Linked DNA regions of Homo sapiens: region 1 is linked to region 2. A link is a contact called in ENCODE POLR2A ChIA-PET data. All regions are on one chromosome and are shown on one strand. Each heading gives the region's core, a stretch centred on a gene start or an enhancer-like site at or near the end of the contact. The rest is flanking DNA. Distances are from core to core; before and after follow the strand shown.

The links. ChIA-PET counts read pairs that join two places held with the same protein, here RNA polymerase II (POLR2A).
Region 1: POLR2A ChIA-PET joins it to region 2 with 10 read pairs in activated CD4-positive, alpha-beta T cell. The contact joins two enhancer-like sites. POLR2A ChIA-PET finds 5 or more read pairs at or near these places in 2 of 52 experiments (H1 and activated CD4-positive, alpha-beta T cell).

What each region holds. Positions count from the first base shown.
Region 1 is chr14:51,292,013-51,295,681 of GRCh38, forward strand. It overlaps LOC124903315 (a long non-coding RNA gene), which reads left to right. Exons shown (of 2, transcript XR_007064164.1): 2 at 1,140-3,669. Among named protein-coding and RNA genes, the nearest start is that of LINC00519, 35 kb to the right of the region's middle. Within about 2 kb of position 1,444, at least 11 of the 41 ENCODE cell types and tissues checked have a DNase peak (open chromatin) inside an H3K27ac peak, as active enhancers do.
Region 2 is chr14:49,878,148-49,882,244 of GRCh38, forward strand. No RefSeq gene overlaps it. Among named protein-coding and RNA genes, the nearest start is that of ARF6, 13 kb to the right of the region's middle. RefSeq lists a silencer at 1,823-1,882. Within about 2 kb of position 1,749, at least 10 of the 41 ENCODE cell types and tissues checked have a DNase peak (open chromatin) inside an H3K27ac peak, as active enhancers do.

The sequences.
Region 1 (3,669 bases), core at 194-2,693, 1.4 Mb after region 2:
TCTTCTTGCCCCTTAGACTTAGGGGCAATAATTGCTTCCTGCTGTTCCTGGTTGCTGATTGTTTTACCATTCCCTTTACCCTGCCCATTACTAAGCTGATATTGCTCAGCTCCTCACCACCCTTTTTTATGCCCTGCTTTTTGGTACTGGGCTGTGATGTTCCAAAAGACATCCCTCTTTGTCAGCAGCTCTCTGTCGGTTCTGCCAATATAGGGTGCTGTGGGGAGCCTGCAAGACTGGAGGGAGGAGCAGGGACCCATTCCTCCTTTTGCTTGTGCTTCCCCTTAGACTATCCTCAGCAGCCATCCTTCCTACAGCAGCCTTGGGATGCAGCCTCCCGTGTTTTTCTGGCACTCTCAGGGCCGTCCTTGTGCTTGCTCTCAAGGACCTGTAATAACCGGGCAGCCCCTCTTCAGAGGCCTCAGACCCACATCTGCTGCCCTGCTCCGAGCTTCTGGGTGACAACACTAAGCTCTTCCCTTTGTTTCCTGGCCCGAGTGGTGCTAGCCTGTCCTTCACAGTTGCTTTTCTGTGTTACTTTTATGATTCCTTTCACATATTCAGATCTCCAACCCCTTTCTTTTTTTCTTTTTATTGTGAAAAACACATAAATGTTACCATCCTAACCTTTTTAAGTGCACAGTTCAGTGGTGTTAAGTAGCTTCACATTGTTTTGCATCTAATCTCCAGAACTTTTTCATCTTACAAAACCGAACCTCTCTGCCCTTGAAACAGATCCCCATTGCCCGTCCCCCAGCCCCTGATGACCACCATTCTACTCTCTGTCTCTACGAATTGACTACTTTAGATACTTCATATAAAGATCTCCAATCCTTTCTTTATATTTAATTCACCTTATTAAAATAATCAGCACAGTTTTTGTTTTCCTGATTGGACTCTGACTGATCCATCTCTGTAAATAGTCCCTTCTTTAAACAATTTTCAATTAAACTCTTTGAATGGCCATCTGATCCATGCTGGGACCGCAGCTGATACACTATGGAATTACTGGGGAGGTCAGATGAAGATTAGGTTAAAATAATAATAACAGTAAAAACTCTTTTAACTAAAAAGCACTATATATTATAATTCATAGTAGTAATAATTTAAGTGAGGCCACATCTGAGCTTCCCCTGCAGGGCCTTGAAACACTGACATCCAGAGAAGAAGAATAATAAACAAGAAAGTGGCTGCAATGCCAGAGTTTCAACAGATCCTTTGTGGCTCTAGAACTGGAACTCTGTCTCCTTTTCTAAGACAGGATGTGGGGAATCTTATAAAAAGCTTCATATTTGTATTCACAAGTTAATGTGGGAAAGAAACCAGGATTTCTGTGTCCTTAAGTGATACGGAGACTCTGGCTCCAGCAAGACAAGGCTCCGATCCCAGATGTCAGTCCCCAGCGATTCAGGGACACTTCAACATCCTGACTTCAAATGAAAAATCAGGTTGCTTTTCGAGAGTTGTAAAAGACTGGAAACTCCCTGACCACTCGCCAACTCACAGATGCCAGAAACTCTGCAGCCATAGCCCTGGCCAGAGATTTTTCTGGCAGAGTGGGGTCCCCTGACCTCTTTAAGAGGAGCACTGCTTTCTGAGGGCTCAGAAGGCAATCTGAGGCTCCAGCATCTTGGCCAGGGGCTGTGAAGAGACAAGTGGAGCACAGGGTGGGGTATGCAGGGAGCAGGAGGTATCATGGGCGGGCCCCTCAGGGAGGGCCGTGGATTATTCAAAAGTGCCCTGGCCTGCTGTGCATTCTGGAGGATATTCACCATCAACCCTGCCAGGAAAGAAGGCCTCACAAAACACCAGGTCTGAAGGAAGGATCAAGGAATTTCTTTGACAGATGTTAATCAAGAAAACCTGAACACCAAGGGAGGCTATTGCTTCCTCCTGAAACTATTTGACTGGCTTGGTCTCTTTGTACTTGGGTGGGACTAACCATGAGAAAAAGCTCATCTGTGTGAGTTTCGTGGCTCAATGTTATGGGGTACAGACGTGAGCTACTCCTCTAATGTCCAGGAGCTGTATCAATCCCAAGAAATGACTTGCAATATCCTGCATGTGTGTGTGTGTTTTCAGGGAGGGATCTGGAACAATTTTCTGGGGCCTGTAAATGTAAGCTGATTCACAAGATGAAGTGCCCCCTCCCTGCCTCTTCCCCCATCCCGGAATTGAGAACGGCTCTAGATTATGAGGCAGAGGAGGCTGGAGCAATGACTTTCCTCCCGGAATACCCGACAGTACCCTGCCTGGCAAGCCTTGTGTACTGTCTTTATAGGAGTACTTACTAAACTGAACATATAGAAGCAGCCTTCAACTTTTAGGAATCCACATACATTCCTCCCATCCAGAAGGTTAGCTTGTGATGAGAGATTCTTTTGGGGATCTCATTAACAGTTTCTTCTGTTTGTGGGATGGCTCTTCCCAAAGGGGTCTTAAAATCAGAGAACAGGCCTGGCGCAGTGGCTCATGCCTATTATCCCAGCACTTTGGGAGGCCAAGGTGGGCGGATCACGAGGTCAGGAGATTGACCATCCTGGCTAATGCAGTGAAACCCCGTCTCTACTAAAAATACAAAAAGATTAGCCAGGCGTGGTGGCGGGTGCCTGTAGTCCCATCTACTCCAGAGGCTGAGGCAGGAGAATGCCATGAACCCGGGAGGCGGAGCTTGCAGTGAGCCGAAATCAGCCACTGCACTCCAGCCTGGGCAACAGAGCGAGACTCCTTCTCAAAAAAACAAAACAAAACAGAACAACAGAGAACAAGATACTCAAGTTTGGGAGGCTAAGTGCTAATATTGGTTTTCCTACCAACTCTTTTTTGTCCCAGTTACATCATCCACAAATTCATAGTCTCTCCCCCTCTCTACTACTCAATAAAGTTATTATGGGGAATTGTGATTAAAAAATGAGAGGAAGGAAATTTGTAAACTCAAAGTTGTAGTATTAGTGTAGCTAGATGAAATAAGAGTTGGTTCCCCTTCCATGTTATTAGCGGAGAAAAAGAGACAGATTGAGGGAGGAAAAAGAGATGTAGCAGGATATTGTCATTAAGATCACAGCAAACTAACATGACATACTGTTGGTGAGTAGGTAAGAAAGATAGCTCTGAGTCCCTCACTTTAAGACACGTAACGGAAAGGAGTCAGAACATTGCAGGAAGTGAAAGGACTATTTGATTCATCATTATCCTATTCTTAGTTGGAATTATTTTCCTCTTCATTTTAGTTATGACCACGGGTCAGCCAGACATTAAGACAAGAGCACAGGGTTACAGTGTGGGAGCCCTATTTAATTGATTCCAGAATGCACATCTGTCACATCCTAACATCTCTGGGGATCAGCTCATGGTGTTGGTCAGGCTCTGTGGAGATACAGTCGTTAATAATATCATGGCAGTTCACACTGTCATCATGTCAATTGAATTGGATGCATTGTTGATGGTATAGGTGTTGAATTTAATTGCGTTTAGAAGATCCTCAAAAAATTATACTATGATTTGACATTAAAATGAAAAATTACCTTGTGTGCAAAAAGGCGTAGAAACAGAGCAGCAGGACTTTAATTTGATATTAGTGAAGCAGATACGCATGGTTGGAGGAATGAACACAATAGTGCATAATTTTTGCAAAGTAACAACCGAACTGCTTTCTGGAGCCTAAGAGAG
Region 2 (4,097 bases), core at 499-2,998:
CCCATATTTTTGCTTACCATGTTCTTTCTTGCTTCCTGATGTACCAACATTCCTTTTTCTAAAAAAAATCCTTTCCTTTCTGTTTAGAGAAATTCCAACTTCTTTTAGCTATTTTTTTAAAAATTGTAGAGATGGAGCCAGGTGCAGTGGCTCACGCCTGTAATCCAAGCACTTTGGGAGGCCGAGACGGGTGGATCACCTGAGGTCAGGAGTTCAAGACCAGCCTGGCCAATATGGTGAAACCCCATCTCTACTAAAAATACAAAAATTAGTCGGGCCTGGTGGCGCATGCCTGTAATTCCAGTTACTCAGGAGGCTAAGGCAGGAGAATTGCTTGAACCCAGGAGGTGGAGGCTGCAGTGAGCCGAGATTATGCCACTGCACTCCAGCCTGGGCAACAGAGCAAGACTCTGTCTCAAGAAGAATTTAAAAATTAAAAAAAAATTGTGGAGATGCGGGTCTCACTATGTTGTCTCGGCTGGTCTCAAACTCCTTGCCTCAAATGATCCTCCTGCCTCGGCCTCCCAAAGTGCTGGGATTACAGGTGTGAGTCACTGTGCCCAGCCCTTCTTTATATCTTCTTTATCTCTGCTGAGACTTTCTATTTCTTTGCTGAGACTATTTTTTAATTGTTTCAAGTGTGTTCATAATTGCTAATTAAAGCATTTTTTATGCTGGCTGCAGTAAAAACTTTGTCATATTATTCTAACATCTTTTTCATCTTGATGCTGACATTTATTGTCTTTTTTCATTCAATTTGATATATTGTTATAATGAGTGATTTTTGGTGGTGACCTGAATATTCTGAGTATTATGTTATAAGACTCTGGATGTTATTTATTTTTAATTTAATTAATTAATTTATTTATTTATTTTGAGATGGAATCTCCCTCTGTTGCCCAGGCTGGAGTGCAGTGGCAGGATCTCGGCTCACTAAACCTCTGACTCCCGAGTTCAAGCTATTATCCTGCCTCAGCCTCCCAAGTAGCTGGGATTACAGGTGCATGCCACCACACCCAACTAATTTTTATATTTTTAGCAGAGATAGGGTTTCACCATGTTGGCCAGGCTGGTCTCGACCACCTGACCTCAAGTGATCCACCCGACTTGGCCTCCCAAACTGCTGGGATTGTAGGTGTGAGCCATCCCACCCGGCCTAATTTTAATTTTTAATTAAGATTCCCCATTGTTAAGCAATGAACCTTATTTATTTATTGAGATGGAGTCTCACTGTGTCACCATCTCGGCTCACTTCAACCTCTGCCTCCTGGGGTCAAGTGATCCTCATGCTCATGCCTTAGCCTCCCAAATAGCTGGGATCACAAACCTGTACCACCACACCTGGCTTTTTTCTTTTTCTCTTTTTTTTTTTTTTTTTGAGACAGAGTCTCACTCTGTCGCCCAGGCTGGAGTGCAGTGGCATGATCTCGGCTCACTGCAACCTCTGCCTCCTGGGTTCATGTGATTCTCCCGCCGCAGCCTCTGGAGTAGCTACGACTACAGGTGCACACCACCATGCCCAGCTAATTTTTTGTATTTTTTGTAGAGATGGGGTTTCACCATGTTGGCCAGGCTGGTCTTGAACTCCTGACCTCAGGTGATCTGCAGCGCCTCAGCCTCCCAAAGTGCTGCGATTACAGGTGTGACTCACCCCACCCGGCCACTGCACCCAGCTGGATCTTACTTAAACTTCTGTTTTAGCTGGCCTCCTCTAACACCAGCAAGGAAAGAGGAGCACTACCTTGTTACTGCCAGATGGGGGCAGATGTCCAGGTTCCTCATTTGGCCTCTGTTGACAACCTAGGAGTGGCTCCTTGTTACTACAAGGTGAGGGTGGGAGTACTCGCTCCCCACTAGGCCTCCAGTGATAGCTCCCTGGCTGGAAAGCGTAAGAGTACATTATGCTCCCCATGGGGTTTTCACTGACTCTATACCACAAGGGAGGCTGGTATTGGGGGTGAGGGAGTAAAAGAAAAAAACCTGTTTTCCAGCGGGGCGCAGTGGCTCACGCCTGTAATACTAGCACTTTGGGAGGCCAAGGTGGGTGGATCACCTGAGGTCGGGAGTTTGAGACCAGCCTGGCCAACGTGGCGAAACCTCCGTCTCTACAAAAAATACAAAAAATTAGCCGGGTGTGGTGGCAGTCGCCTATAATCCCAGCTACTAGGCAGGGTGAGGCAGGAGACTCGCTTGAACCTGGGGGGCGGCGGAGGTTGCAGTAAGCCTAGGTGGCACCACTTCACTCCAGCCTGGGCAAAAGAGTGAAACTCTGTCTCAAAAAAAAAAAAAAAAGAAGAAGAAAAAAACTGTTTTCCTGTACACTCATGAAACTTCTGACACCAAATGTGTGGAGTTTTCCCTCACAGTAAGCAATTCTCCAGCTCTCTAGATCCCAGTCGGGTGTACTACAATTATGACAGTAACTACCCAGAATTAGCACAGACCACACAGGTTAAGGGTTCAGTCTCACAAGACTATCCCAGTTCAGAAGTCAGTCTCAAATTCCAAGTTGTGACTTGTACTTCTGACCCACTGGCTATAAATCAGGGGCTCCCATGACTCCCTCCTGGGGCTTGATAATTTGCTGGATGGCTCGAGGAACTCAGGAAAGCACTTTACTTGCAATTACCCGTTTATTATAAAGAATACAATTCAGGAAGAGCCAAATGAAAGAGATGGATTGGGGCCAGGCACAGTGGCTCACGTTTGTAATTCCAGCACTTTGAGAAGTGGTAGTAGGTGGATTGCTTGAGTCCAGGAGTTTGAGACCAGCCTGGGCAACACAGTGAGACTGTCTCAAAAAAAAAAAACAAAAACAAAAACAAAGAAAGAGATACATTGGGCAAGGTATAGGAATGGATGGGCTGTATGAGGGTTCCAGGCCCTTGCTAGAGGTGCCACCCTTCTAGCACCTCAGTGTGTTCACCAACCCAGAACCTCTCCAAACCTTGTCGGTTAGGGATTTTATGGAGGTTCTATTATGTAGGCATGATTAATTAAGTCAGTGGCCATTGGTGACTAAGATCCTCTCCCTTCCCTGGAGTTCAAGGTGTGGGACTGAACATTCTATCCAGGGTTGGTTCCTCTGGCAACTAACCCCTATCCTCTAAGAGTTACCTCATTAGCATAAATTCAGGAATGGTTAAACGGGCTTATTACTGTTAACTTAAAAAAAATCACAAGATTTATAAATTTAGAAGTGGAGACTTTATTTCTTGTAAAGTGTTACAGCCTGCAAGGTGGCCATCCCAGAGGCTGGGAAACGCAGCCTCCAGTAGAGACCTGGAAACAGGCATTTCAAAGGAGGAGGGGCTGGGGTAGGAGCTTTATGCTGAAGGAGTTGGCTAAACATACATATTTAACAGGCTAGAGGAGGAGCTATGAATATTCATGAAGGTGGTCCTGGTGCATGCATGTTGAATAAACATGCATGTTACTTATGAACTATGTTCACCTTGGGGTGGAGACTCAACATTTAAATGTATTACGGTTAGGCCCTATTCATCAGAGGTCTTTTCAGGACACAAAAGGACTTTTAAGCACGCAGTCTACGTAAACTGGCTAGACCCAGTCCTTGGTCAGTGGTCTTCTTATCAGGAGAAAGTTACTGAAATCAATCTCTTGTCCAATCAGAGCTGTAGTTATGGCTTATGGAACAAAGTCAGTTGGTCAGCATGTGGTGGTTGTAAGCTGCAACTGCTTCAACATTGTTTATCTCAAGGCCAGTGCTTATTTAGCTGCTAGAGAAAAAGAAAAACCTTGTGGTGGTTAGGACATAGGTTATTCTTTAAGTGTAGGAGTGCATGGCTTAACACTTGCCTGGCATGGCCTTAGATCCTGTTTATAATTTGTATCTTATTATCATAAAGATAATCTGTTCTGTCAGTCTTTTTTTTTTTTTTTTTTTTTTTGAGATGGAGCTTCGCTCTTTTGCCCAGGCTGGAGTGCAATGGCGCGATCTTGGCTCACCACAACCTCCGCCTCCCAGGTTCAAGTCATTCTCTTGCCTCAGCCTCTTGTGTAGCTGGGATTACAGGCATGTGCCACCACACGTGGCTAATTTTGTATTTTTAGTAGAGACGGGGTTTCTCCATATT